Regions from separate parts of the Mus musculus genome. Here region 1 is linked to region 2. A link is a loop called in an ENCODE intact Hi-C map of the cell type or tissue named here. Cell type or tissue: heart. All regions are shown on one strand. Each heading gives the region's core, and the rest is flanking DNA. Links, peaks and the distances in the headings are about the cores only.

Evidence for each region. Peaks named below come from ENCODE experiments on the same cell type or tissue, not always from the same donor. Only the 100,000 strongest peaks of a DNase experiment are listed, where the experiment ranks them.
Region 1: it touches region 2 in a loop (2.2-fold over the local background); 3 of 42 quality-filtered maps call a loop at or near these places.

Annotation. Positions count from the first base shown.
Region 1 is chr5:112,274,922-112,279,308 of GRCm38, reverse strand. It overlaps Tpst2 (protein-tyrosine sulfotransferase 2), which reads right to left and starts at 2,564. Exons shown (of 7, transcript NM_009419.5): 1 at 2,538-2,564. In heart, for the core only: a CTCF peak has its summit at 2,529; a DNase peak (open chromatin) is centred at 2,778; H3K4me3 peaks cover 2,496 bases; H3K27ac peaks cover 1,652 bases.
Region 2 is chr5:112,340,751-112,345,137 of GRCm38, reverse strand. Srrd (SRR1 domain containing) reads left to right here and starts at 2,098. Exons shown (of 7, transcript NM_001359388.1): 1 at 2,098-2,263; 2 at 4,002-4,042. The coding sequence starts at 2,115. It overlaps Hps4 (HPS4, biogenesis of lysosomal organelles complex 3 subunit 2), which reads right to left and starts at 2,043. Exons shown (of 14, transcript NM_001359853.1): 1 at 1,975-2,043; 2 at 90-1,094. The coding sequence starts at 130. In heart, for the core only: a CTCF peak has its summit at 2,263; a DNase peak (open chromatin) is centred at 2,057; H3K4me3 peaks cover 1,837 bases; H3K27ac peaks cover 1,541 bases.

The DNA of each region.
Region 1 (4,387 bases), core at 92-4,091, 66 kb after region 2:
GGGAGCTCCCTTGATTCCTAGACTACTTTCTTCACCAAGGAACTTGTGGAGAACGGTGGAGCTACACTAAGTGCCGGGGGCTCTGTTTCCCCAGTTCTGTCACCAGCCACAGCCAGATGACACCATGCAGGACCTGTAGGGCAATGCTGTTTTAAACCCTGCAACAGGTAACTACCAGAAGCCTGGACTGACGTTCAGAAATCGGACTCCCTTCAAGAACGTAGCTCAAGGCTATGGAAATAGTTCACTGGGTAAGAGATCATGCTAGGCTAGCCTGCGGAACAGAGACTGGGTCTCTGCATGCCTGGAAAAGGCTGGGTGTGGTGGTACACAGCTTTGATTCCAGCAGTTAGGAGGCACGTGGATATCTGTCAGATGCAGGTCAACCAAAGGCTACACAGTATGGTCTTGTTTCAAAAAGAAAAAAAAAAAAATCTGAGTTCAGCAGCGTGTGCCTGCAATCCCCGAGTTGGAGTTATAAATTAGTCCCAGAGGCTCCCTGGCCGGCCATTCTAGGCAAAATGGCAAGTTCTGGGTTAAGCAAGAGACTGTGCCTCAAAAAACAAGATGAGGCTCGACAGAGAAAGGCATCCTACATCAACTGCCGGCCTCCCCAGACCCTACACGTGCACAGACACACACACCACCCACAATAATTATAAAAGGAGTTCAGTTCTATTGGAAGCTCGATCTCCTAGCTTGCCGGAGGCTCTGGGTTCCACCCCAGCACTGAATGCAGAAGGTGTCACGATGCACACCTGTATAGCACTCAGGAAGTGGAGGCAGGAGGAACAGAGGCTAAAGGTCATCTTCAGTTCCATAGTGACGTGAAGGCCAGCCCGAGTCACAGGAGACCCTGTCTCAATACACACTTTCTCGACGGAGCTTGCACACACACACACACACATGCACACATGAACGCGCACCCCCCCCCTCACTGTGGGAAGCACAGTGACTCTCTTTTATAACCTTACCTCCCCCAGCACAGGAAGAGGGTGGGCAGGTCCAGGCCCTAACCCCAACAGGTACTGAAGCTGTCAACCACAAATCTGCTCACCACTGCTGCTTACTAGCAGGTCCCAGGAACCGCCCGGATGACATGCAGGGTACCCCTCAGAGCACTAATGAACTAGGAAATCATTTATAACAAATGCATTGAAGCCAGGAAGACGCTGATGTTTCAGAAGAAACGAAACATATTCAGAATTTATGGGAAACCTCAAGCCAGGCAAGTGGCACAAGCCTCTAATTCCAGCACTCCGGGGCTGAAACCGGAGAGTCTGGGGTTCAAGGTCAGCTTGAGGTAGATAAGACTTGGTCACAAATATCATCATAACCATCACATTCCAGAGGCAGTAAAGTGGTAAGGCACTTTGGGAGTTTGGCAGCTCCTCAATAGGTTAAACTTTAAAGGGATCCTGAAATTTAGGCAAAACTGAAAAGAGAAATACAGTGTGTGTATTCCCAGCAACAATACTAATCACAGCCATAAAGGAACATCAACCCACTGTCCATCTACAAACCAATGGACTACACACACACACACACACACACACACACAATATCCACACTAGGAAATACTATGCACATGAGGAACCATACACAGAACCACCCAGAGCAGAGAAATCCATAGACAGATAGTAGTGTAGATGAAGGTGAGCCGGGGTCTGGGGAAAGAGGTTTGGGAGTTGAGGGTTAGGGACTGCTGCTTTGGGGGATGTACAAATGTTCTAAAAGTAGACGAGGATCAGTGCGTAATGTGAGCATCCTAAAACCCACCAACCACCTAAAGTTTACTTCCAAAAGAAGATTTATATGGTTAGTGGATCAGACCTTCAGAAAAAGTGTTACAAAAAAAAAAATCCTTAGATACGGTTTTTAAAACAAGATATGGTAAATGGAATGAGCCCAAGGCGAGGCAAGGCGGGTACAGCGGTTCACAAATAACTTAACAGCTTCTTCAGGGTAACGAAACAAACCCAGTTCTGTATGTCCGGAAACAGAGGCTGGAGAAAGGGCATGTCCCCAATACTAAGCCGGAGCCTCCCAGCCCGATCTGCCCCAATGCAGAAGCTGGGCCTAACTAACCATCGGGCATCCCTGCTAGAATGAAAGAAACAAGGGGTTGGGGAGGGCAAGGAACAGTATGAACACCGGGAGCAGTGGGTACAGGGGCAGCCACCTCTGGGGGGAGGGGGGAGGGTCACACGCTCGCTCGCGCGCACAAAACCCCGCGGGAGAGTTTCTGCCCCGTCCTAGCTGTGAGTCCCAGCGCCCGGGCACGTGACCCCAGGCCTCAGTTTCCCACGTGTGAAGCAGGAAGCAAGCAAAACAGGGCAGAGCAAGAGAGGTCTACGCGTTCTTAAGAACCACCGTGGGCCGCGACCTCCGCAAGTTAACTTCCCCGCGGCGCCGCGCGGGTGGGGCTCCAGGCCACGCGCGTCCTCCCGCGGCGACCAGGCCTGTCCGCGCCGCCCACCGTCCGGACCGCGCCACGCAGCCCTGACCTGGTACTGGCCGAGGCCGCTGCCACCTACCGTGCCCAAATCGGCGCCCGCGCAGACTCCGGCTCCCTGCCGGCCGCCAGGGAGGCGCCGCGAGGGGCGGGGCCGCGTGTCGTGACGCAAGGGGCGGAGCCACTCGTGATCACGCCCCTGTCGCCTAGTGCTTGACCACGCCCCCAACGTCTATCGCTAGAGCCGCGACACTCCAGGCTTGCCCAGAGGGTTGGGGGCGGGACCCAGATAGGCCCTGCCCACACGCACGGCCTCCGCCACTCCCCCTCCCCTAGCTTCCCCTCTAGCGCCATGACGCAAGGGGTGTGGCCAAGAGAGCCCGCCCCTTCCAGCGTTGCCCCGCCCTCATCTCCTCCCCGGGGGCGGAGCCCCTGCCGTTAGAGCTTGCTGCTCTGGCTCCTTTAACTACGCAGGGCGTTCCTCCTCTGCACGGCATCCTTGAGGGCGCAGCCACAAGCTGGCGTTCAGACGCTGAGCGGGATGGCTGTCCGTCAGCGCAGGGGTGTGCACTATAGGTACAGGATTGGGTCCCAGAAAGGAGCCAGCCCAAGGTGTGCAGAGCAAAGGAGAAGGTGTAGGCTAGCCTCTCGCTGCGTCCTCTATAGCCTCTGTTTACAGCGCGCGCGCGCGCGCACGAGTTGTGGTGTGTTTTACCATTTTAAAATACATTAGATGGCTCGTTTGGTAAAGACGCTTGCAATCCCCGAAACCCGTGCAGAGATGGAAGAGTAGAACCGGCTCCACAAAGTTGTCTCCGACCTCCACACGTGTGCCTTGACACACAGTAATAAAAATAAATATTGAAAATAAAATCCTGGTGTTTGCGAGATGGCTTAGTGGGTAAGAGCGCCTGCCTCTAAGTCTGACGACATGAGTTCGATGAGGGACCCACATCATACAAGGACGTACCCCTCCCACCCAAACAAATCCTTTGACCTTCCAGGGTGTTGTGAAACCGTATACCCCAAACCTGTACAAAACTAAATGAAATTCATTTTTATACTAGTTACAACTAACACAAATATCTCTACAGGCCAGACAAAGCAAGGCACACAGATATGTGTTTGTCATTCATTCATTCATTCATTCATTCATTCATGTAGTCTATAAAACAGTGCCTGCCCTGTGGGAGATGCTGGGCTGACAAAGTCCCCGTCTTGGTGAAGCCAGTTACCAAAAATGAAACCACACAACATAGCATTTACTGAGTGCATATTTGAGATTTTTTTTTTTTTTTTGTGACTAACGACACAGCTCTGGGAGTTTTATACTATTTATGGGTGAAGAAAGATCAAAGAGCAAGGTCTGCCTGAAGGGGACTTCTGCTCCGCTGAGGGCTTTCTCTGAGCTTTATGATTCCACAAGTAAGCTGGATTCCCCTCAACAAGCCTTCCCAGCAGGGTCTGGAACTGGCCAGGCAAGAGTAGGTTCCAAAACTAGTCCAGGGAGGAAAAAATGAGGTGCTTACCTCATGACCCAAAGCACAGGCAGGGTGGCCTGTGCAACTAGTCATGAAAAGAACATTAGTCACAGCAGGGCCCGGGGGGGGGGGGGGGGCAGGATCCAGAAAGGAGGAGGTCAGCCTGGGGCCTTGCTTGAAGACAGGTAGGCAGGATGTGGTGGAAGGGGAGGATGTGGCCTGGCTCCTGTGCACTGTGGAAAGGCATCTATCTCCACAGGATCCTGCTGAAATGGAGACAGGGTCCATGTTCATCAGGGAAGAGTATGGCTAGATAAGATTTCTGTAGAGACCCCCTTGGGGTGCTTTTAGGGAGGAACAAGCAGGTAAGGGCTTTGGCTCATCCCAGGGGTGGTTAAGCATCCCAGGGTAGGCAAAGGATGCAGAGGAAGGATTCTGCTTCCACAGATGC
Region 2 (4,387 bases), core at 217-4,216:
TGCTCTAAGAACAGTAAGACTAGCCAGCTGAGGCTTCCGGTTCACTCAAATGATCCTGGAAGCAGCTCCAGGCAGGCCTGGACACTCACCACGCTGCTGACTTTGTCTCTGGGGGAGTGGTGGTGGCCATTTACTCTCCAGATGGCTTCATCCTCTTCATCTGGTGTTCTTCCTAGAAGCAGTTCTCTGTCCCCCAACTGGTGTCCCCAGCTCAGTGATGCCAGGTGTGGACCATCCAGGTGGTTTCTGCCTCTTGTTCACTCTTGAATCAATATGAAAAGGCAACTTCCCTTCGGGGCAGGTTCCTTTCCAGAAGTATCTCTGCACTGCTGACAAGTCCAGGAGGACTGGAGGTGGACTAGATTAACTCAACCATCTGTGAGCTGCTTTCAGGAGCATCTGTATGGCTGTCTACACTGGAATCTGTTCCAACTCCCCCCCAGGGAGTGCCACAGCAAGGAGAAGCATGCTGGATGGGCAGGGCAGCTTCTGATAGGATCTCTGACTTTGTGTACAGTCCAAAGCCATCCAGTGAGTTTCTTCAAAAGGTCCAAAGTTCCCAGGTCACACACACACACACACACCAGTATCTCAGCTCTGAGGAAAAACAAAGAATCAATTCTTTCAGAAACCTGTGACCACTCATGTGACCCACAAGGTTCAATAAACACTTGGTTTCAAAGCAGCCTTCAGAGCTTGTGTTTTAGAATAAAAAGAGTTCGGGTAGCAGATACTTCAAAGGCCTTTTTTTTTTTTTCAGCAGAAAATAGCTTTGCAGAAGGGAAACCAGACGACGAGTGTAGAAGGTACTGGGTGTAAGGGACCACACCAGTCAAATGGTCCCAAAATTAAGGAACTGGCACTCAGGAGCCTAATCAGAATGTGCGCAGCCCTTCAGAGTGCAAGAGAGAACTTTGACAGAGGGGAAGACAACTCAGTGTATCATGGAATACTCTGCCAGAAAAGAGTCTTGGCCTCACTCTGATTCTTCGCTCCTCCAAGAGAACTGTCCAGAAACAGGTGGTACAGGCATTAAAATTACTATCCACGAGGCTGAAATTTTCTGACAGTCTTATTTCACTGTGTGGATAACACTGGGAGGAAACACAAAAATAATTTAATCCTTTTCCTTGACAAGCCTTCCGTCATTTTCATCTATAGTCTTTGTTTTGTTTTGTTTATTTGTTTGTTTGTTTTTTCGAGACAGGGTTTCTCTGTATAGCCCTGGCTGTCCTGGAACTCACTCTGTAGACTCAGGCTGTCTCTGCCTCCCAAGTGCTGGGGTTAAAAGTGTGCGCCACCACCACCTGGCTTCATTAAGACTATAGTCTTAATCCCACTTTTCTGGTTAATTCCTTCAAGGACAGGATCTCTAAAGCTGGCCACAATCTGCCACCTGTGGAAATAGTACGTTGAAGTCTCTTAGGGAGGGAGCCAGGCATGGTAGTTTAGGCCTTTTATCCCAGCGCACTGGAAATAGACAGGCAGATTGCTGAGTTCCAGGCAAGCTATGGCTACAAAGCAGGACCCTCTCTTAAAAGCGAGTAAACTCTCTTAGGAAGAAGGAAGTGCCCGAGGGGCATCCCCCACGAACCCGAAAAGGCCTCTTAAATATCAGTCACCTCAACTACACACACCTCGTTCTGCAGCAAACACAGGGCGAGCACACTGTGCAGGGCATCTCTGTTCCTGGAACCACCCCTCCCATTCCCTGAGGCCTGCTCGGAGGACCTAACAGCGAGTTCTCAAAGGTCCCGATGAGGTCAGTGATTGTGTAAGGGACCTAAAGAGGCCATGACACCCTAAGAGTACAGGCAGGGGGACAGTGCGGGTGCGCGCGGGGACGGAGGGAAGTCCCTCGCTGGTCAGGAGCCCCGAACCCTGCGGCCCGATCGCGTGGATCAGGCTCGCCCGCCCGCCCGCCCACCGGGACCCCGGGCTCTGTCTGGCCGCCCGCGGGAAAACCCCCGATACCTGCGCCCGCCCGGCAGCCCCGCGATCACGCGCGGACCCACCTCCCGCCGGTGGGGGCTTGGCGATGACGTGAGGTGTGACGCAGCCTGTGACGTCGGCGGCACGGCGGCCGCTCTGGCGCACTCTGCTGACGTCAGAGCATGGCGGCGGCGGCTCTCGAGCCCTGGAGCGCGGTGGCTCCGCGGAGGAGGAAGCGCGCGGCGGGAAGGCGACCGCGGCCGGGCGAGGGGCCCCGGGCCGAGCCGGAGGCGGACGGCGAAGCGGTGCTACGCCGCCTGCGGGAGGCCGAGTGAGTGCAGCGCCGAGAGGCAACTCCAGCCTCAGTGTCCCTAACCTGGAAATGGGTGTGCCAACCCGCTGGGAAAGGCTGAGTTCTCCCTCCGGTGTCACTGTAGCAAGCTCTCAGTAAAGCTGCCATTCCCATTCGCTGCGGCTGCGGCAGTTTATCATCCTGTGTCCCTGTCTGCCACCTTTGAGATGGGGGTTTAAGCATTACGTAGGGATGCTCAGAGGATTGTGTGATGTGACTGTAGAGCACTCCCTGGCACCCAAGCTCGAGGTGGGGGAGGAGGGTGTCAGAAGGTGCTCAGAAGACCTCTGCTTTCACTGCATAGGTTAGGACAATCAAACTCAAATGTGAGGCTTGGTGGCAAGAACCTTTACCCTATAAATCATCAGCTCTGGATTTGGAGGCGGGATCTTGTACTATAGCTTAGGCTAGCCCAGCAGCCCTGAATTGGAGGATATCCCGTCTTTGCTGTGGGCCACACACCACATTGGTTATTATCCGTATTGTAAATCGAGGTTGCAGCAAACACAGATGTCAACATTTGCATCAATGGTTTACTGAGCAGCAGCTGTGTGCGCAGACTTTTGCAGCCTATGTATTTCACAGGCTCACTGGAATCCTGGGCACTCCGAGAGACATACAAAGATCATTGTTTCAGGCCCAGGCCTTGGTGACTTCAAACCCCATGCTTCCACCTAATCATTATCATGTACTCTATTATGTTACATCCATCTCCCCAGCACTTGGTCTGTACCTTCTTACAGGGCACATAGACGGTGCCCACCATACACAGGCTACACCGTGTTCTTGCCTTTTCTAGTTTTGGTCTTACAGGGCTAAGTTAGAAATGTTGGTAGCATTTTGTATGGGTCAGAAGGGCTGTGATGAGGGGGGCAAGTTACACTTAAAAAGCATTGGTGACCCAGAAGTTACCTCTGAACATAAATTACTGGCGGTGCAGCTGAGAGGACAGATAGAAGCAAGCAGTGCCTTAAAGTCTCGAGATTAGTGAGACATAGGTGTCTAGGACCTGAACTCTTCAAGGCGCACACCAGATAGTCATTGTTTCCTCAGCTGCTTCAGAATCTCCCAGAATGCCCTGCTTCTCCCAGCATCCTTCCAGGGGTGTGGTTATCACTCCTGAGCATAGAGAATCTGATTCAGGGCTACTTAGAATATTACAGAGTACTTTGATTTATCGGGCACTTCTTTCCTTAGAAGAATGTAGGTCGCCTGGGGGCAGTTTCTCTCCTCTTTGTCCCTAAACATTGCCTCTGGCATACTTAAATTCACTGTTGATTGTTCTGCCTTAGGCTGTGGAAACCAGCTGACCAGACCCTTGGACTTCCTCTTTGACCTTCTTTTTACCGTTATTTATAGTGGGGAAGCTATTGAGTTCCTGCTGAGTAGCTCATTCATTTCCCCCTGCTACTCTCCAGTCTTGAGAGGACACTCCCATCATAAAGGGAAAGTCTGAGGACTTTATTTATTGAACTGCATCTCTGCCATGCCAAAGTAGTAGAACACACCCAGACCATCCCTTGGCAAACCAGGGCCTCTTGATGGAGGTCCTTTTTATAAAAGGACTCAGCAATCTACATCCAGGCCATGGGAATGTCTTTCAGTAAGGGCTGGCTCTGTATCAGAGGGTCCTCCATCCCCCGTGCATCTGGCTCATGGTCGGGGCTAAGATGGCACAAAAGAGAAGGGAGATGAGCAGGCCATGTCTTCTCAACAGGGAGGACCTGCGGATCTCTGATTTCTGCAGTTCGGCACTGGGTGAGTAGGGGTTAGTAGGGGAGGTGTGGGAGTGGAAGGGGGGCTACCTGAAAGTGGACAAAGGACACTCTCCATCCAAGGACATTTTGCTTCACAGTCTTGCTTGTGGTGGGTTCTGGTGCTGACTTCCTCAGAGCTGTGTCTTTGGCACTGAACACTGCAGTGGAGGTGGTGGTGTGTATATCCTGCAGTGTAGTTGTGAGCATTAAGTAAGGTGGGAAGTGCATGGCTCTCCTAAGTGCTATTAGTCATCAAGATGGCTAGATTGTATACGGATCCCACTTTCTCCTTTACAGTGTAGACCTTTCCCCCTTGCAGGTGCTCTCAATTCGGTTTCTTCAGCAT